Linked DNA regions of Homo sapiens: region 1 is linked to region 2. A link is an interaction called in ENCODE POLR2A ChIA-PET data of the cell type or tissue named here. Cell type or tissue: CD4-positive, alpha-beta T cell. All regions are shown on one strand. Each heading gives the region's core, and the rest is flanking DNA. Links, peaks and the distances in the headings are about the cores only.

Region 1 (9,817 bases), core at 1,818-9,817, 70 kb after region 2:
CCTTAGGTGATCTGCCCGCCTCAGTTTCCCGAAGTGTTGGGATTACAGGCGTGAGCCATGGTGTCCGGACTCTGTGTACTCTGGATATTGGTTTTTCTTTTTCTTTTTTTTTTTTGAGACAGAGTTTCACTCTTGTTGCCCAGGCTGGAGTGCAATGGTGCCATCGCGGCTCACTGCAAGCTCTGCCTCCTGGGTTCAAGCGATTCTCCTGCCTCAAGCTCCCAAGTAGCTGGGGTTACAGGCATGCACCACCAAGCCTGGCTAATTTTTGTATTTTTAGTAGAGACAGGGTTTCTCCATGTTGGTCAGGCTGGTCTTGAACTCCCGACCTCAGGTGATCTGCCCGCCTTGGCATCCCAAAGTGCTGGGATTACAGGCGTGAGCCACCACGCCCAGCCGACATTGTTTTTTTGTTGAGACAGGATCTTGCTCTATTGCCCAAGCTGGAGTGCAGTGGTGTGATCACAACTCACTGCAGCCTTGACCTTCCTGGCTCAAGGGATCCTCTCACCTCAGCCTCCCAAGTAGCTGGGACCACAGGCACGCACCACCATGCCCAGTTAGTTTTTTAGTGTTTTTGTACAGATGGGGTCTTGCTATATTGTCCAGGCTGGTCTCCAACTACTGGGCTCAAGTGATCCTCCTGCCTCAGCCTCCCAAGATGCTTGGATTACAGGCATGAGCCACCACACCTGGCCTCATTCTTGACACTTTTGATCATGTGCTGTATCTGAAAAAAAATTTTAAGGGAAAAGTCCAAGGTAAAGGGACCACTTCCACCCTTTAAAGAACACCCCTGAACACCTAAATGGGCCTTGGAATCCCCGGATCTCAGCGTCAGCTGATGAGCAAAGCCCCTCTCCAGCCTCCCCTCCTCCCCACAGATTCCCTCTGCCTGACTCAGCTGAGGCGAGTCAGATAACCAGATGGAGGTGCAGCCAGGCTTGTCTGGAGTGACAGATGTGAGAGCAATAGAGACATGGCCCTGCCCCTAAGGCCTGAGGAAGGGTGTGACTCAGATATTGAGCAAGACAGAGGCCCTCAGTCACCAGGAGGTGAGCCCCTGTCACCACACTTGGATAACCCCGTGGGAGCTGCTGGGCGCGCACAGGACAGGTGCTCCTGAGGGATGCCCGTGCGGGGGTGGGTATGCAAATAGGAACAAGCTTTGCAGAGTGGACGGATGCTTGATATTATTATTATTATTTTAATATTATAAAATACTTTATTAAAATTCAGGAAGGGTTAGGTCAGGTGTGGCTCATGCCTGTAATCGCAGAACATTGGGAGGCTGAGTCACTTGAGGTCAGGAGTTTCAGACCAGCCTGGGCGATATGGTGAAAACCTCATCTCTACAAAAAATACAAAAATTAGCTGGGCGTGGTGGTGATGGGTGCCTGTAGTCCCTGGGGAGGCTGAGGCATGAGAATTGGTTGAAGCCAGAGGTGGAGACTGCAGTGAGCCAAGATCACGCCACTGTACTCCAGCCTGGGCAATAGAGTGAGTGAGACTCCATCTCCTCCCACCCCAAAAAAAAAGTAAAATAAAAAAGTAATAAGATTCAGGAAGGGTTAGTATTTTTAATTCAGTATATATATACATACATATATATACACATACATATATATACACATACATATATATACACATACATATATACATACATATACATATACACACACATATATACATATATACACATATATACATATATACACATATATACATATATACACACATATATATACACACACACATATATACATACACACACACACACACACACACACACACACACACACACACACACACATATATATATATATATCGGAGTTTTGCTGTTGTCCCCCAGGCTGGAGTGTAGTGGCCCGATCTCGGCTCACTGCAGTCACCGTCTCTGGGTTCAAGCAATTCTCATGCCTCAGCCTCCCCAGTGACTACAGGCATCCATCACCACCATGCCTGGCTAATTTTTGTATTTTTAGTAGAGACAGGGTTTCACCATATTGGCCAGGCTGGTCTCAAACTCCTGACCTCAGGTGATCCACCCACCTCGGCCTCCCAAAGTGCAGGGATTACAGGCGTGAGCCACTGTGCCTGGCCAGGTATAGAATTTTAAAAAAACTTACATTTTAGGTTCAGGGGTACACATGCAGCTTTGTTATATGGTAAACTCATGCCACGGGGGTTTGTTGTACAGATTATTTTGTCACCCAGGTATTAAGCCCAGTATCCAATAGTTATTTTTCCTGCTCCTCTCCCTCCTCCCACCCTCCACCCTCAAGTAGGCCCCAGTGTCTGTTGTTCCCCTCTTTGTGTCCGTGTGTTCTCATCATTTAACTCCCACTTATGAGGGACAACATGCGGTGTTTGGTTTCCTGTTCCTGCATTAGTTTGCTAAGAATAATGGCCTCCAGCTCCATCCATGTCCCACGAAGGACATGATCTCTTTCTCTCTTTTCTTTTTTTTTTTGAGATGGAGTTTCCCTTTTGTTGTCCAGGCTGGATTGCAGTGGTGCGATTTCGGCTCACCGCAACCTCCGCCTCCTGGGTTCAAGCGATTCTCCTGCCTCAGCCTCCCGAGTAGCTGGGATGACAGGTGTGAGCCACCGTGGCTGGCTAATTTTGTATTTTTAGTAGAGATGGGGTTTCTCCATGTTGGTCAGGCTGGTCTCGAACTCCGGACCTCAGGTGATCCGCCCGCCTCAGCCTCCCAAAGTGCTGGGATTACGGGCGTGAGCCACCGTGCCCGGCCTTGATCCTTGATATTATTAATACTAAAGATAATAATCAGGTTGGGTGTGGTGGCTCACACCTGTAATCCCAGCACTTTGGGAGGCTGAGGTGGGCAGATCACCTAAGGTCGGGAGTTTGAGACCAGCCTGGCCAACATGGTGAAACCCCATCTCTACTAAAAAAAATAGAAAAATTAGTCAGGCATGGCAGCGCATGCCTGTAATCCCAGCTCTGTAGGGAGCTGAGGCAGAAGAACCGCTTGAACCCAGGAGATAGAGGCTGCAGTGAGCCGAGATTGCTCCACCACACTCCAGCGTAGGTGATAGGGCGAGACTCTGTCTCAAAAATAATAATAATAATAATAATAATCACCCCAGGGACATTTAATGAAGGCTTGTGCTGGGCATCAAGGCCTGGAATTCTGGCAACAATGAGAGGATCACTCCCATTTCCAGAGGTATTTCAAAAGGGCTGAACAGCTGGCTGTGCTCCTCTGCTACCAATCCTGCATGGCTTCCTGTGGCCTGGTCAAGCCCAGCTCACCTTGACTATGGGTGCCCCTTGCTCCTTGCACTCTTGCCCCACTGCCTTCTTTTAGTTGGCTCTGCCACTTAAAAGCTGTGTGACCTTAGGCAAATTACTTAACCTCTCTGTTCCCTCCTCTATAAAATGGAGATAATCCATAGTCCTTATTTCACAGACTAGTCCAGAGCCAACACGTTAGTAAGTGTAAAGCACTTACAACCATGCCTAGCTCAAGGGAAGCCCGTGTTTGCTATGATGTCATTATTACGCCATATTTCATCAAATCTAAGATGTTGGCCAGATGTAGTGGTGCACGCCTGTAATCCCAGCACTTTGGGAGGTCAAGGCAAGCGGATTGCTTGAGATCAGGAGTTCAAGACCAGCCTGGGCAACATGGTGAAACCCCATCTTTACAAAAAATACAAAAATTAGTTGGGTGGATGGTGGATGTCTGTGGTCCCAGATACTGAGGAGGCTGAGGTGGGAGGATCCCTTGAGCCAGGGAAGTTGAGGCTACAGTGTGTTGTGATTGCATCACTGCACTCCAGCCTGGGTGACAGAGATCCTGTCTCAAAACAAAAAACAAAAAAAAACTAAGATGTCATCGATTATAAAAATGTCACTAAGAAAAGAGAATGCTGCCAGTTAACGATGTCCCAAGGTTCTTTCATCACTAGAATTTTTCTTTTGTATTTCTCGAAAGAGCTCTGTTTCACTTAAATGTAGATTCTTATCATATATAATTCTCATGCACACATAAAAAGGATAATAGAAGCAAAATAAATTGGTTACCATGTTCAGAAAACTCCTTCACATTTAGAGTCCAACTTGTTTGAATCATTTTTGGTCTGAGAGTCGTGATGTCTGTGTCTGCCTGCCACCTCCTTCTCTGAGTCCTTGAGAGTTCTACGGAGAGCAGTACTGCTCCAAACATTCCATAAAACAGCCAGGCGCTCTTAAGCCAGCTTTACAATTGTGCAGATGAAGTGGAGCCGAGTTTTCACTCTGCTCTAGGAGTGTCACTGACAGGCCGGGCGTGGTGGCTCACACCTGTAATCCCAGCACTTTCAGAGGCCGAGGTGGGTGGATTGCCTGAGGTCAGGAGTTCGAGACCAGCCTGGCCAACATGGTGAAACCCTGTCTCTACTAAAAACACAAAAAAGCATCTGGGCGTGGTGGCAGGTGCCTATAATCCCAGCTACTCAGGTGGCTGAGGCAGGAGAATTGCTTGAACCCGGGAGACGGAGGTTGCAGTGACCCGAAATTGCACCATTACACTCCAGCCTAGGCGACAGACACAGCGAGACTCCGTCTCACCAAAAAAAAAAAAAAAAAAAAAAAGGGAGTGTCACTGACAAGCCTGGTTCCCTTCCCCTGGGGTTTCCCACCATTTGAGTCCCAGGGCTAAAAAGGGTTCTGCTTGCCTCTAGGATTTCTTCCAAGCTGCTGACACTCTTCTGAAGGATTTGATGCTGGTGCTTTTCAGGTGTGGGTCCTGACAGTGATGTTGGGACGGCAGCTAGCCAGACAGCAACTGTACCATGTAAACTCACTTCAGAGGTGTAGAATGGGGGCTGCGTGAGGCAGCTCATGCCGTCATCTCAGCCCTTCAGGAGGCCAAGGCGGGAGGATCACTTGAGCCCAGGAGTTCGAGACCAGCCCGGGCAACACAGCAAGACTCTGTCTGTACAAAAAACAAGCAAAATAATTAGCCAGGTGTGGTGGCACACACCCGTAGTCCCAGTTACTCAGAAGGCTGAAGTAGGAGAATTGCTTAAGCCCAGGAGGTTGAAGTTGCAGCGAGTTGTGATCTTGCAACTGCACTCCAGACTAGGTCACAGATTCAGACTCTGTCTCTTAAAAACAAAACAAAACAAAAAGTGAAACGTGAACATTAAGCATCTTGGAATAGATAAAACATGCATAATTTCCAATCTTTTTGCTGACCATGCTTCCAGCTGCCTCAGAGCAGTTGCACATTCTGTTCCTGCTGCCTGGAATACCCTCCCTTCCTTTCCACTTTGCCCTGTTAACCCAGCCATCCCTGATCTCATGCGTACTCCAGGATGCCTTCCCTGATCATCCTGCCGAGGTCAAATCCCCTCCCCTTCATAGCACCTAGTATGGCTACAACAGTCTCGAGTGTATAGAGGATGGGGTGGGGTGAGGTCACAGGAATGATGCTCCCTTCTATCTGGGGTTCAAGGGAGGCTTCTTGGAGGAGCATCTGAACCAGGCTTCCCAGGGGATGTGGTTTGGGTAACTTTGAGAAATACTGAAGGGAAAAGAAAGAACGCTGTAGTGAGTGAAGCCTGGCATTTGGGAAGATGGGTGTGTGGGTGACCAAACTCACCACGCAAGGCCCAGAGCCCTTTTGAGGCCCTCGAAGGTCCCAGGCTGGGGTCATCCTCTCCAGTTTCAGTTTGAGAAAACAAGGCCCAGAGAGGTGAAGGGCTGTTCGGTCATTGCCCATGGAGCCAGGGGAGCTGTGGGCCTTCCGCCGCCAACCTCTGGGCTAGCCCTGCAGAGATGCTAGGAGGATGCAGGGAGGTGAGGTGGGGGCTGAGGTAGGACTCAGACTGCCCAGGCCCGCCTGCACCCGGAAGGAGGAAGCTGCACAGGGTGTCTGTGGCTGGCCCCGGGATCCCCCACTCGGGGACTTCCTCTTCCTCTCAGGGCAGGTGCAGCTGCCACAGTGAGACGGGCACCCCGACCCGGGCATGGAGGGGGGCAAGGGGCCCAGGCTCAGAGACTTCCTGAGTGGGAGTCTGGCTACCTGGGTGAGGGGGCAGGTGGCAGCGGGTTGGGGAGGGGAAGTGAGCCCCAGCCAGGGGCTGGTGTTGGCGCTGGCCGGGGGAGGGTGAGGCAGAACCAGGCCGGAGGGGAGGGCTGGGTTCAAATGTGGGGGATGGAGATATGGTGTGGGGGGCTGTGGTGAGGGAAGAGGGGACAGAGGCACTCAGAGGACGGGTGAGAAGGGGTGCTTGGGCTCACTGGGGCAGGTCGGAGGGGCTCAGGGTTCACTCTGCTGGTCGGCTGACCCCTCTGGGCTCCTCACAGGCGCTGGGACTGGCCGGGCTGGTCGGGGAGGCGGAGGACTCGGAGGGGGAAGAAGAGGAAGAGGAGGAAGAGCCGCCCCTTTGGTTGGAGAAGAGATTCCTGCGCCTCAGCGATGGGGCCCTGCTCCTCCGGGTGCTGGGCATCATGTAAGGGGCATCGGGCCGGGGCGGTGGCGGGGAAGGATCTGAGAGGAGGGGAAGCGGGTGGGCGGAGCCTGATGCTCAGTGGGCGGGGCCTGAGGGACGGTGGGCGAGGCCTGTTGACGGGAGGCGGGTCCTCGAGCCCACCTCCGGCTCATAGTGCCCCCAGCTCCCGAGGGGGACCTCGGATGCTCAGAGGCCTTGACGGACCTGCTGCCTGGCGAGTGTGGAACCTGAACCACCTGTGGGGCCGACTGAGGGACTTCTACCAGGTAAGGGGTCTCGAGGGAAAGGCGGAGACAGGAGGGGAAGAGGAGCCCCTTCGGGAAGGCGCCTCATATAGTCTGCCTCTCTGCCTCCAGGAGGAGCTGCAGCTGCTGATCCTGTCGCCACCCCCAGACCTCCAGACATTGGGATTTGACCCTCTCTCAGGTGCTCTCCCCACCCACACCCTCCTGCCTCTGCCCCCGCACTACTCTACCTTCCCCGCCCCAGTTAACCCCTTGTGGCATGTGCCTTGCAGAAGAAGCGGTGGAGCAGCTGGAAGGCGTTCTTCGGCTACTGTTGGGAGCGTCAGTACAGGTGAGCCGGCGGTGGGAAGGAAAGGTTAGGGTCGAGCTTTGGCGGTAGAGGAGGGAGATCCTGCACCAGCTCCCCTTCCTGTCTCCCCTCAGTGTGAGCACCGGGAACTCTTCATCCGCCACATCCAGGGCCTCAGTCTCGAGGTCCAGAGCGAGCTGGCCGCTGCCATCCAGGAGGTACTGAGACGGTTCGGCAGCCCAGACTGGTATGGCACCTGGGACGCCCTTGCCACACCGCGGCTTCCACTGAACTGCTCTTCCTGCGCCCCAGGTGACCCAGCCGGGGGCCGGCGTGGTGCTGGCACTGTCTGGGCCAGATCCTGGGGAGCTGGCACCTGCCGAGCTGGAGATGCTGTCCCGGAGCCTGATGGGGACACTGTCGAAGCTGGCACGGGAGCGTGACCTGGGGGCCCAGGTAGGGGCAGCAGGGGCATCGTGGACTCAGGTTGGGGAACTGGAGGACCATCAGGGAGCCGGTTGTGCAAGGGAGATGGAAGTTTGGGGCCCAGGCATGGGGTTGTGGTCTGAGGTCTTGGGCCATCAGTGATGTCACAACCAGATGGCCCAAGACCCCAGACCACAACCCCATGTCTGGTGTTGTGGTTGGGGGTCGATGTGCAGAGGCATTGGATAAGTTAGTCCTGACCCTTGACCCCTGACCTACAGCGGCTGGCTGAACTGCTGCTGGAGCGAGAACCCCTCTGCTTGAGGCCTGAGGCTCCCTCTAGGGCTCCCGCCGAGGGCCCCTCGCACCATCTGGCCCTGCAGCTGGCCAACGCCAAGGCTCAGCTGCGGCGTCTGCGGCAGGAGCTGTGAGTGTGCGCAGCCTGGGAAGGGGACTGAGTGGAGAGGGGCAGATTAAGCCTGGATGGGACCCTAGCCCTGGTGGCTACGGGAGGGGTCAGGCCTGGGAAGGGCTGGGGGTTGTGGGCCCCCAGACCCTCCCTAGACTCCCCTTCCCTCCAGGGAGGAGAAGGCCGAGCTGCTGCTAGACTCCCAGGCCGAGGTGCAGGGTTTGGAGGCCGAAATAAGAAGGCTCCGCCAGGAGGTGCGCTCACATGCTCCCCGCCACCGCGGCATTCCCTAACCTCCCCGCACCCGGTCCCATTGCCTCCCTCCCAACCCGGCTCCTTCCCGTCCCTAATCCCTCTGGCCCGCGGCTGGCTGTTCCCAGCTCCACACCGTCTGGCCCAGGCCCAGGCGCTGTCGGGACAGGCCAAGCGGGCCGAGCTGTACCGCGAGGAGGCAGAGGCGCTGCGGGAGCGGGCCGGCCGCCTGCCCCGCCTGCAGGAGGAGCTGAGGCGCTGCCGCGAGCGGCTGCAGGCGGCTGAGGCCTACAAGAGTCAGCTGGAGGTGAGGCGGAGACGGAGCCGCGGGGCGGGGCGTGCGCGAGGGGGCGGGCCAGGAGGAGGGGCGAGATTGGGTCCCGAGGGCAGAGAGGCAGGTTCTCTGGAGGGGACAGTCACAGGTGGAGAAATGGGTGAGGACAAATTCAGGGAGGTGGCGTCTGGGAAAGGGCCTCCAGAGGATGGGGCAGGTGTAGGGGAGTGGGGGGGCTGTGTAAGTGATGCAGCCTTGGAAGGAGGGCTGTTCCCGGGGGGGAGGGGCGGGGCATGGACAGAAGGGCGGGGCCTGCACAAAGGGCGGGGCCAGGGGCGAGGGAGAAAGTACCTGAAGAGATCTTGGTGGGAAGAAGATGGAAGGGAGTGGCGGGGCCTAGAGACTGATGGGGTGCAGGGTGGGGGAGGGAGGCAGGGTCTGTGACAGGCTGAGGGGAAGGAGTTTGGGACCCTCAGGCGCTGGAGTGCATGGGGGCTGCGTGGCTACCGGTTCTCCCTGCTCTCCCACCAGGAGGAGCGGGTGCTCTCGGGGGTGCTGGAGGCGTCCAAGGCGCTGCTGGAAGAGCAGCTGGAGGCTGCCCGAGAGCGCTGCGCCCGGCTGCACGAGACCCAGCGCGAGAACCTGCTGCTGCGAACCCGGCTGGGCGAGGCCCATGCGGTAAGGTAGCCAGAGTGATCCCACTTGGGTTGCCCCGTCACCCCATGACCCCATTGATTCCCTAGTGGTCCCTAGTGATTCTTGCAACCTCTGCTCTTGGTGACCTCTAGTGACCCTCCGACCTACACACTCGGCCTGGCCATGGTGTGGAGGGCTTGTCTGACCCTTCCCTCACCCCCAGGAGCTGGACTCTCTGCGGCATCAGGTGGACCAGCTGGCTGAGGAGAATGTGGAGCTGGAGCTGGAGCTTCAGCGGAGCTTGGAGCCACCTCCAGGATCCCCTGGGGAGGGTGAGGGACCCCACTGGAAGGGCTGGGGTGGGGGCTTCCTATGCTTTCCAGCAGTGTACTGGGGAGAGCCTCTGACTCCCTCCCTTCTCCCAAGCCTCTGGGGTGTGTATGTGAGGAGCCAGGCAGTAAAGGAGGGGTCCTGACCTCATCTCTCATCCTCAGCACCCCTAGCAGGAGCGGCCCCCTCGCTGCAAGATGAGGTGAGGGAGGCAGAGGCTGGGCGGCTTCGGACCCTTGAGAGGGAGAACCGGGAGCTTCGGGGGCTGCTTCAGGTGCTTCAGGGGCAGCCAGGGGGCCAGGTAAGTCCCCTCCCCCAGGGTCCTGGCCGGCCCTTCCCCTAGTCCCTCCCTGGGCCTGACTGTCCCTCTCGTATGCCCTCAGCACCCCCTGCTGGAGGCACCGAGAGAGGACCCTGTTCTTCCAGTGCTGGAGGAGGCTCCCCAGACTCCTGTGGCCTTCGACCACAGCCCTCAGGGCTTGGTTCAGA
Region 2 (10,184 bases), core at 1,087-9,086:
TGCAGGTTCCCCCACCCCCCGCCCACCTTTGCTCTGCCGCTCCCAGAGGTGGCCCCCACCCCGCTGGATGAGCTCCGAGGTCACAAGGCTCTGGTCAAGCTCCGGAGCCGGCAAGAGCGAGACCTGCGGGAGCTGCGCAAGAAGCATCAGCGGAAGGCAGTCACCCTCACCCGCCGCCTGCTGGATGGCCTGGCTCAGGCACAGGCTGAGGGCAGGTGCCGGCTGCGGCCAGGTGCCCTGTGAGTGTCTGGGCCGCCTGTGTGCTATGTGTGCTGGGTGTGCTGATGTGAACATGGGGGTCGGTGGGCATGGAGAGATGGCAAGAGCTGCTCCTTGACCCCCAGGGAGGAGGGTTCAGTGCAAGGATGGAGGAGGCTTTCCACACCAGGCGTCCCTGTGTCCCCCAGGGAGTGACATCTCTTTTGAAGTCCATGAGGAGCATGTTGCCCAAACAGGCTCCCATCACTTGGGTGGAGCTAACAGGCCTCCTGGTTTGCATAACAGACCTGGCCCCATGGGATGGTGTCTGCCATCGCTTGCCAGGATGTGCCCCCCTACACACCCTCCCCATCCCAGTCCATGTGACGGGCCCAGGCATCACCCAGAGGGGTTCTCCTCGCAGAGGTGGGGCCGCTGATGTGGAGGACACGAAGGAGGGGGAGGACGAGGCAAAGCGGTATCAGGAGTTCCAGAACAGACAGGTGCAGAGCCTGCTGGAGCTGCGGGAGGCCCAGGTGGACGCAGAGGCCCAGCGGAGGCTGGAACACCTGAGACAGGTAGGGGGCCTGCAGTGGCCAGGGAAAGCCTGCTGGATAGACCCGTCGTCAGCCCGGCATCACCTGTCAGCTCCCTGTGTCCACAGGCTCTGCAGCGGCTCAGGGAGGTCGTCCTTGATGCAAACACAACTCAGTTCAAGAGGCTGAAAGAGATGAACGAGAGGTGAAAGCCGAGGATTGTCTATGGGAAGGGCTGGGGACTTCTAGTACCAGAAGGAGGGCAGAGTCTGTGCTTCTGCCGCTGACCCCTCCTCTTCCCCTGCCGGCTTCTCCAGGGAGAAGAAGGAGCTGCAGAAGATCCTGGACAGAAAGCGCCATAACAGCATCTCGGAGGCCAAGATGAGGGACAAGCATAAGAAGGAGGCGTAAGGGCACCGGGACCGGGGGCCATCTGGGTACTGGGGAGGCAGGGCAGGTGTCTGGGCCCCGAGCCATCCTGCGTTGCTCCCGTGCAGGGAACTGACGGAGATTAACCGTCGGCACATCACTGAGTCAGTCAACTCCATCCGTCGGGTGAGTCAGGCTCCCGGGCCACCCTACCCCACCTCCCTTCCTTCACTCATCAGACACCCATCTCCATGCCTGGCCTGGTGCCACGTTGCCCTCAAGGTTCTTCTAGGGCCTTTCTCAAGTGCCCAACAGCCCCAGGGTACCCACATCATACCCAAAGCCAACTGTCTGTACCAGTGTCCCTGGCTTTGGCGTCCTTGGGCCCAGTCCTCTCACAACCCTGATACATTGCCCTGGGAGCCTTCGCCCACCTGACTTCTTTTTCTTTGAGACAGAGTCTCACTCTGTCGCCCAGGCTGGAGTGCAGTGGCGCGATCTTGGCTCACTGCAACCTCTTGGGTTCAAGCAATTCTCTTGCCTCAGCCTCCCGAGTAGCTGGGATTACAGGCATCCGCCACCATGCCTGGCTAATTTTTTTATTTTTAGTAGAGATGGGGTTTCACCATGTTGGCCAGGCTGTTCTCGAACTCCTGACCTCAGGTGATCCGCCCGCCTTGGCCTCCCAAAGTGCTGGGATTATAGATGTGAGCCACTGCACCCGGCCTCGCCCACCTGACTTCTATACCCAGCCAGAGCCTCGAGGCTCTAGCCCCTCCCTCAGGGCCCCTCAGCTGAGCCCTTGCCCACCCCTGTAGCTGGAGGAGGCCCAGAAGCAGCGGCATGACCGTCTTGTGGCTGGGCAGCAGCAGGTCCTGCAACAGCTGGCAGAAGAGGAGCCCAAGGTGAGGCCATGGGCGAACAGGTGGGCAGACGGGGTGCAAGGCAGCCAGGCCTCGCCTGTGATGCCCATCCTTCTCCCACAGCTGCTGGCCCAGCTGGCCCAGGAGTGTCAGGAGCAGCGGGCGAGGCTCCCCCAGGAGATCCGCCGGAGCCTGCTGGGCGAGATGCCGGAGGGGCTGGGGGACGGGCCTCTGGTGGCCTGTGCCAGCAACGGTCACGCACCCGGGAGCAGCGGGCACCTGTCGGGCGCTGACTCGGAGAGCCAGGAGGAGAACACGCAGCTCTGAACTGGCTGAGCGAGGTGGCCACAGGGCCAGGGCGGGCGCTGGGTGGAGGGCAGGAGGCAATGACACTAATGCTTTTTTTTTTTTTTTTTAACTTTTTATCTAGAAATTTTATTTTTTTAAACCCGGGGCAAGTACCTCAGCTAACTCCCTTCATCCTCCTGGGGCCCCTCCTTCCTGCCCTCAGTCTTAGGTTAGGGCCTTGGTCAGGGCTTTGCTCCCTGTGACACCCACACCCTCGAGCTAGCAGCGTCTCCTCCCTTCCCCGGGAGAGCTGGCTGGAGACTTGGAGCTCCGGGAAGTAGGAGTCACATTTTTTTCTCTATTCTTTGGGGATTTTTTTTACATGAATAAAAGTGGATTTCAGGGACCCTGTGTGCAGTGTGATTTGGGGTGACAGGACTCTGGGCCCTAAGTTTCCTCATCTATAAAATGGACTTTGGGCATTTGGTGGGGTTGAGGTCACGCCTCCAGCCAAGGGCTGCTGGGTTGAACCTGAGCTTGCCCTGCCGAGTCTGCTGAGCTTCCGTGGCCTTCTGCTTGTGCCCTCTGCCCCCAAGCCGCTGTTCCTGTTCCCCCATCCCCATGACTTTCGTCTCTCCGAGGCTCTCCCTGTTCTCTCTTTTCTGAGGCTCAGGCCTCTGCTTCAGGAAGCCTTCCCTGCCCCGCTTCCTGTGGCCTGATATGACCCAAACGCCTAGTATCTTCCGCTGGGGCTGCTCTGGGCCCCCGACAGGCAGTTGACTCTATCAGGTGATGGATCGGCCAGGGTGGAGCAGGGCAGCTCAGAACCTGCCCAACACCGGGGGACCTGGGTCTTCAGAAATAGGTGGGCAGTAGGCCTGCCTGTGACTCTGGGGGAAGGGAAGTGGACAGTCACAGACACGCAGGGGCTGGGCCACCCAGCATCCCCTCATCCCTGTGAGGGAGATGTTATGCCTGTTTTACAGATGAGGAGACTGAGGCCCGGAGCCATCTGTCGTGTGCTAGGCCACAGCTAAGTCAAGACGTCCTGACCTGGAGGCAGGGCAGGCCTGGACCCTCCGTGGTGGACTGTCTTCAGCCAGCCTGGACCTGTCCCATGCCTCAAGACCAGCGAAAAGTGGCAGAGAGCCCACAGTGCGGGCTCCAGGGCGGGGCTGGGCTCGCAGCAGGGTCGGCTTGGCACCTCTTCAAGGCCTCTCCCAGCTTCCTGGCTCTTCCCAGGCTGCCCGCCTGCATCCCTCCTCCAGGGGAAGGCGGCCTCTTATCTGGGCTTATCTCCTGCCAATTGAGTATCTTCTTTGCTTTGTTTTTGCTGCAGCCTCAGGCAAACAGATGGGGTGGGGAGGCCAGGGAAACAGGCTCCGGAGTAGGGCCCTCCTCCCTCAGGGTCAATGCAATGGCCCCAGACTTCCTCACTTCTTCTGTGGGACGCTGCCCTATCCCCCAGTTCTGCTCACTCCAGTGTATTCCGTATCTAGGCTCCTCAGCAGCCAACTCCCACCTTCCTGACTCTAGCTGGTGTCCACTGAGGGACACACTCCAAGTCAGTTCCCAGGTCCTCAAATACCAGCTGAATGTCTAACTTCTGGGTGTGACATTCCAGCCCCTAGAAGCCTGGCCTCTGCTGCTCCCCTGTCCTTCCATGGGTCCACTCCTCCTTGCGCCGGGGGGGATGACCCTCACCTCACCTTCCGGTCGCAGCTCTAGCTGCCTCCTCCCTGAAGCCCTCTCTGACTGCCCTGCCGATTCCGGGCCCTCGGGAGCTTCCGCGAGCAGGGCCGTGGCGCAATGCATCTCTGTGCCCGGCACCAAGAACCGGCCCGGGTTATAGGGGGCGCCAATAAATCTTTCTGGAACGGAGCCCCCGCTCTGTCCGGGTCCCCGCATGAAGCCTCAGTTTCCAGCGACCGCGCTGCTGCCAGCCTGGCTCAGCCGCTCCCTCCCGCCCCGCGAGGTACCCGGGCGGCGCTGGCCCCGGGCCGGCCACACAGTAGCTGCTGGAAAGGGCTGACCCAAATAGGAGCGAGTGACCCTCTCTGGGGGGCCGCGGCACGGTTTGCAGAGCGCGGGATCGGGCTGCCGGCAGCGCTGCGGTCCCAATGCGCGTGCTGGGGACTTGGACCTGGGCCGCGCAGCCCAGGCCCGCGAGCCGCCGCGACCCCTTCCGTCTCTGTCGCTGGATGTCAGGCAGAGCCTAAGTTTCCCTCGTAAGACAGCGGCCTCTTTTGAAAGTATCCGTGAGAGCACTACCCCGGCCTGCCGGAGCCCCAGTCGACGCACAGAAAAGCCTCGGCGGCACAGACGCGGGCTTTATTAACATTTGGTAGTGAGCACGGCCCCCAGGGCATCGCGGGGGCTCGGGTCCCGGTGACGCAACGGTTAAACCTGGCTCGCGACTTAGCGCAGGCGCCTGGGGGAAAGCCCGGAGCCTGAGGGCGGGGCCACGGAGCCACTTCCGGCGGCTGTGGGCGGAAAACCCAAAACTTCCGATGGGACCAAGCCTTCCGTGGCTTCACACGCACCGGAAGGGAATCTGGGTCAGCCCTCCCTCCAAAGGAGACAGCACGGATCCTCTTTTTGCATAGGCCTGAGGGAAGTACTTCCGCCCATATTCAAGATGGCTGCCCAGGGCAGTGGGAACGGGTGGAGTTTCGGGATGTGGAGCGAAGGTCACTGGGAGGGGGCGGAGCTTCCCCTGCCCAAGTTCCGATCCCACCAGGACTGGAAGACTCGCGTCCAGCTGGAGCTTTGCCGCATCTGCGTTGCTGTGCCCGCGCTCTTCGGGCGAGGAAGTCCCTTCTGGTGGAGGGAGAAAAGGGTTACATGAGTTAGATTACCATGGCAGCTCGAGCCAGGCTCTCCACTTCCGTGAGCCTTCCTCTAAGTGAGATCGGGGGGGAGATAATGAAGGCCACAACTCCCAGGAGGCTCCACGCCGGGCGGTCAGGGACGCTCGCGAGGACGCATGGGCCCCCAGGAATGGGAACTGGTTAGATCCCAGGAACTCCGTGCCGGAGACGGGAAGAGAGGATGCCTAGGGCCCTAAATGGAAAGGCCAGAGCTGGAGACCTAGCACCCAGAAGATGAGACCGCAATTCGAGAATCAAAGGGCCGGGAGCGATGGTGAGCGCCTGTAATCCCAGCACTTTGGGAGGTTGAAGCGGGAGGATCCTTTGAGGCCAGGAGTTCCAGGCTGCAGTGAGCCGTGATCGCACCACTGCACTCCAGCCTGGGCGACAGAGCGCACAGGTGCCAGCAAGGAGCACAAATACCAGCATGCCTGGTCTTCCAAGAATTCGGGGAACCCAGGAGCTTTGGCCTGGAGTGGGATCTAGACTACAGATCCCAGCATGCCCTGTGAGACACACACACACACACACACACACACACACACGCCTGGAGTGGGATCTAGACTACAGATCCCAGCATGCCCTGTGACACACACACACACACACACACACACACACACACACACGCCTGGAGTGGGATCTAGACTACAGATCCCAGCATGCCCTGTGACTGACACACACACACACACACACACACACACCTGGAGTGGGATCTAGACTACAGATCCCAGCATGCCCTGTGACTCTCTCACACACACACACACACACACACACACCTGGAGTGGGATCTAGACTACAGATCCCAGCATGCCCTGTGACTCACACACACACACACACACACACACACACACACACACACACGCCTGGAGTGGGATCTAGACTACAGATCCCAGCATGCCCTGTGACTCTCACACACACACACACACACACACACACACACACACACACGCCTGGAGTGGGATCTAGACTACAGATCCCAGCATGCCCTGTGACTCACACACACACACACACACACACACCAGGCGGGGGAAGAGCTGGGGAGTGGGGGCGGGGAAGTCTTGTGACTACAAATCCCAGAATGCTCTGGAGCTAGGAAGGAACAGGACGGCTTTGGGGAGGGGTCGTGGGACTCCAGATCCGGGCGTGCCTTGGGACAAGGCAGGGACAGACCGGCGGGGGGCGGCCTGGTACTTCAGGTCCTGGCACGCTGGGGACTGGCGCTCACCTTAAAGGAGTCCACAAACTCGTCACTCATCCTCCGGAGCTCGCGGCCATAGCGCTGTGCTGCCCAGAGGTTGGGGGGCGCCGAGCGCGAGCGGCCCCGAAAGGGGCTGGGCTCCTCCCCCATCCCTTCGTCGTCCTCCGTCCCCGCGGGGTAGGAGCTGTGGCGACTCCGGATCTCCACAGCCCCAGCGCCTGCAGAGGGTCAGTGGGTAGGGGGGCGACGTTAATCTCAGCTCCTCTAAGCCCCTGGCCCTGCCTGAACCCTCCCCATCAGCTCTGCAGGCCCACTCGTGGGTCTTCCAGGGGCGCATCACAGCCCACCTCTCAGAGCCCCAGTCCCTTGTATGTGAATCGAGGGGAAGCTCAGGGGCCTTTGGTGAAGATTTAGGTTAACTTCTCATTAATCCCACGAATCCTTACCGAGTGCCAATAATGGGTGAGGCCCTGTGCCTAGCACAAAATAAGGGCATAAGAAATACTAGTTACATCACAAGGTCAGGAGATCGAGACCATCCTGGCCAACATGGTGAAACCCTGTCTCTACTCAAAACACAAAAATTAGCTGGGCATAGTGGCACGTGCCTATAGTCCCAGTTACTCGGGAGGCTGAGGCAGAAGAATCGTTTGAACCCAGGAGGGAGAGGTCGCAGTGAGCCGAGATCACGCCACTGCACTCCAGCCTGGGCGACAGGCTTTTTTTCTCAAAAGAAAAAAAAAAAAAGCAAGAAGTATTATTAGTGCAAGACCTTCATGGGGCCTCCTGGCAACCCCTGGGTTGGTAGCTATTTCATAGTGTCTGTTCTACATCGGAGGAAGCCAATCCCTTGGATAGGAAAGTGTCCTGCCACAGCCGGCAGGATTGAATGCCTCCTCTGCAAGGGACCTGCAGAGCCCCTGGAGAACAAGAACTTGGCCGCTACATGTCCGCATCCCCCACAGAGCCTTCTCTGGAGACAGTGTCTGGAACTGTTGACGTTTTTAGGTACCATTGATGGTGCACTTACGTGTAGGCCGAGACATTCCCTTATTATCCTCCTAACCACCCTGGGAGGTGAGTACCAAACATGCTTAGGTGAGAAGACAGAAGCTTAGAGAGTTAAGACTTGCCCAGTTTCTGTGAAGCTGTGGAGGCCTGAGGCTGGAAGGTTCCAAAGGTTTGGTGGAATCCAGAGTCCAGTGATGATCAGCGGAGCTCTGTGTCTCTCCCCTTGTCTAGCCAGCCTTCGACTCTCTTAGCCTGTGTCCTCACCTTTATGAGGGGATAATCCTAGCCCTGACTCCCAGTGGCTGTGTGAACATCACATAAAATTAAAAAATGTGAAAGTGCTTTGTGGCTGGGCGTGATTCCTCACGCCTGTAATCCCAGCACTTTGGGAGGCTGAGGCAGGTGGATTGCTTGAGTTCAGGAGTTCGAGACCAGCCTAGGCAACATTGCAAAACCCCATCTCTATTAATTTAAAAAATTAATAAAAGAAGGCCAGACGTGGTGGCTCACGCCAGTAATCCCAGCACTTTGGGAGGCCAAGGCAGGTGGATCACCTGAGGTCAGAAGTTCGAGACCAGCCTGGCCTCAAACTCTGGTGAAACTCCGTCTCTACTAAAAATACAAAAATTAGTTAGGTGTGGTGGTTCACGCCTGTAGTCCCAGCCACTCAGGAGGCTGAAGCAGGAGAACTGCTTTAACCCAGTGGGTGGAGGTTGCAGTGAGCCGAGATTGTGCCACTGCACTCCAGCCTGGGTGGCAGAGCGAGACTCTGTCTCAAATAATAATAATAATAACAAAAGAAAAAAGAAAGTGCTTTGTAGGCTGCAAGTGCACTATGGGTTATTATTCAGAGGCCCGCCTACTATGGTCTATTTGAACTGTGCTCTGTGCCATCTCCCAACTCCTGCCAACTCCACTCCTCTACCCAGACCGATAAAGACTTAGAACCACTCCCCTGAGCAAACACTCAGAGTGCAATGACAGAGTGAGAAGCAGGTGGGGGGCTGGGCGCAGTGGCTCACGCCTGTAATCCCAGCACTTTGGGAGGCCGAGGTTGGGGAGATCACGAGGTCAGGAGTTTAAGACCAGACTGACCAAGATGGTAAAACCCCGTCTCTACTAAAAATACAAAAAAATTAGCCAGGCGCGGTGGCAGGCACCTGTAATCCCAGCTACTCGGGAGGCTGAAGCAGAAGAATCGCTTGAACCTGGGCAGCAGAGGTTACAGTGAGCCAAGATCACGCCACTGCACCCATCTCAAAAAAAAAAAAAAAAAAAAAAAAAGAGAGGCAGGTAGGGAAACATGCTGGGTGTTTATGGCAAGATATGTCTGTCAGGGAGGCTCTTTGGAGGAGGTAAATTACAGGCCAGGAACTGAAGGCGGGGGATAACCATTGGAATGTCTCTTCTCCCCTCAGAGGACCTGAGGACCTGGCCTGTGGGCCAGTGCAGGGCCTCCAGGGGTCCCAGCTAGGACACATAAATGAGACACATGACTAAGAAAGCAAGTAGGTGGCCGGGTGCGGTGGCTTACGCCTTTAATCCCAACACTTTGGGAGGCCGAGGCAGGCGCATCACGAGGTCAGGAGATCGAGACCATCCTAACACGGTGAAACCCCATCTGTACTAAAAGTACAAAAAATTAGCTGGGCATGGTGGCTGGCGCCTTAGTTCCAGCTACTCGGGAGGGTGAGGCAGGACAATGGCGTGAACCCGGGAGGCGGAGCTTGCAGTGAGCTGAGATCACGCCACTGCACTCCAGCCTGGGTGACAGAGTGAAACTCTACCTCGAGAAAAAAAAAAAAAGCAAGTAGGCGCAGTGGCTCACGCCAGTAATCCCAACACTTTGGGAGGCCAAGGCAGGTGGATCACTTGAGGCCAGGAGTTCGAGATCAGCCTGACCCAACATGGCAAAAACCCATCTCTACTAAAAATACAAAAAAAGGCCAGGTGTGGTGGCTCACGCCTGTAATCCCAGCACTTTGGGAGCCCAAGGCAGGTGGATCACGAGGTCAGGAGTTCGAGACCAGCCTGACCCACATGGTGAAACCCTGTCTCTACTAAAAACACAAAAATTAGCCAGGTGTGGTGGCGCGAGCCTGTAATCCCAGCTACTCAGGAGGCTGAGGCGGGAGAATCACTTGAACCCAGGAGGCAGAGGTTGCAGTGAGCCGAGATTGCACCACTGCACTCCAGCCTGGGTGGCAGAGTGAGACTCTGTCTCAAAAAAAAAAAGAAACTAGCCAGGCATGGTGGTGTGGGCCTGTAGTCCCAGCTACTAGGGAGGTTAAGGCACAAGAATCACTTGAACCTGGGAGGCGGAGGTTGCAGTGAGCTGAGATCTCACCATTGCACTCCAGTCTGGCAGTCTGGGAGACAGAGTGAGACTTTGTCTCAAAAAAAAAAAAAAAAAAAAAAAGCGAGTAAGGGAACGAGAGGACGGAATCCGGAAAGGCCTAGGGTAAGATAGGCTGTGATCAGAGTGCCTGGGCATTCTGAGCATCACCAAAGCCCAGAGCTGCCCCCAGGTCAGGTGGGGATACCTCAAGACCCTGGAGGAGTGAGGTGGCAGTGGGGAGAGGCATACTAGGTCAGGAGTAAAGATTACAGATGACAGCCAGGCGTGGCGGCTCATGCCTATAATCCCAGCACCTTGGGAGGCTGAAGGATTTCGGATAGGGGCAGGAGAGCCGGGAACAGAAGGGGCACTGACGGAACAGGCCTGTCTGCAGAGTAATTTCCAGTTCTGTGGTGCGGTGACTGTGGAGCAGGGGTCAGCTAGGTGGGCCAGGCCCTGGCCACATTCCTGCTCTGACCTTAGCCCATTCTCCAACCCTTTGGGGCCCCAGTG

What was found. Peaks named below come from ENCODE experiments on the same cell type or tissue, not always from the same donor. Only the 100,000 strongest peaks of a DNase experiment are listed, where the experiment ranks them.
Region 1: POLR2A ChIA-PET joins it to region 2 with 16 read pairs; 22 of 35 experiments call an interaction of 5 or more read pairs at or near these places.

Annotation. Positions count from the first base shown.
Region 1 is chr11:64,334,286-64,344,102 of GRCh38, forward strand. CCDC88B (coiled-coil domain containing 88B) reads left to right here and starts at 5,919. Exons shown (of 27, transcript NM_032251.6): 1 at 5,919-6,041; 2 at 6,322-6,467; 3 at 6,622-6,733; 4 at 6,824-6,893; 5 at 6,985-7,043; 6 at 7,136-7,219; 7 at 7,314-7,457; 8 at 7,709-7,854; 9 at 8,009-8,090; 10 at 8,237-8,395; 11 at 8,894-9,040; 12 at 9,222-9,330; 13 at 9,493-9,629; 14 at 9,712-9,817. The coding sequence starts at 5,982. It overlaps MIR7155 (microRNA 7155), which reads right to left and starts at 7,619; the gene lies at 7,564-7,619. LOC102723878 (a long non-coding RNA gene) reads right to left here and starts at 6,507. Exons shown (of 4, transcript NR_188518.1): 1 at 6,256-6,507; 2 at 5,615-5,793. RefSeq lists enhancers at 557-1,057, 652-911, 1,162-1,221, a cis regulatory region at 650-1,345 and silencers at 6,458-6,537, 6,558-6,607, 8,472-8,766. In CD4-positive, alpha-beta T cell, for the core only: no CTCF peak of the experiment used is centred there; DNase peaks (open chromatin) are centred at 5,916, 6,536, 7,876, 8,386 and 2 weaker places; H3K4me3 peaks cover 2,748 bases; H3K27ac peaks cover 2,074 bases.
Region 2 is chr11:64,265,264-64,275,447 of GRCh38, forward strand. It overlaps PLCB3 (phospholipase C beta 3), which reads left to right. Exons shown (of 31, transcript NM_000932.5): 25 at 47-239; 26 at 623-776; 27 at 863-939; 28 at 1,052-1,141; 29 at 1,232-1,289; 30 at 1,922-2,008; 31 at 2,090-2,660. The coding sequence ends at 2,293. BAD (BCL2 associated agonist of cell death) reads right to left here. Exons shown (of 4, transcript NM_032989.3): 3 at 6,350-6,540; 4 at 4,567-5,074. The coding sequence ends at 4,946. It also overlaps a transcript of GPR137 not described here. Among named protein-coding and RNA genes, the nearest start is that of BAD, 14 kb to the right of the region's middle. RefSeq lists a silencer at 4,229-4,348 and enhancers at 4,799-5,228, 5,358-5,923, 6,092-6,321, 6,332-6,381, 9,839-10,184. In CD4-positive, alpha-beta T cell, for the core only: no CTCF peak of the experiment used is centred there; DNase peaks (open chromatin) are centred at 4,778, 5,498, 5,798, 6,208 and 5 weaker places; H3K4me3 peaks cover 3,599 bases; H3K27ac peaks cover 3,768 bases.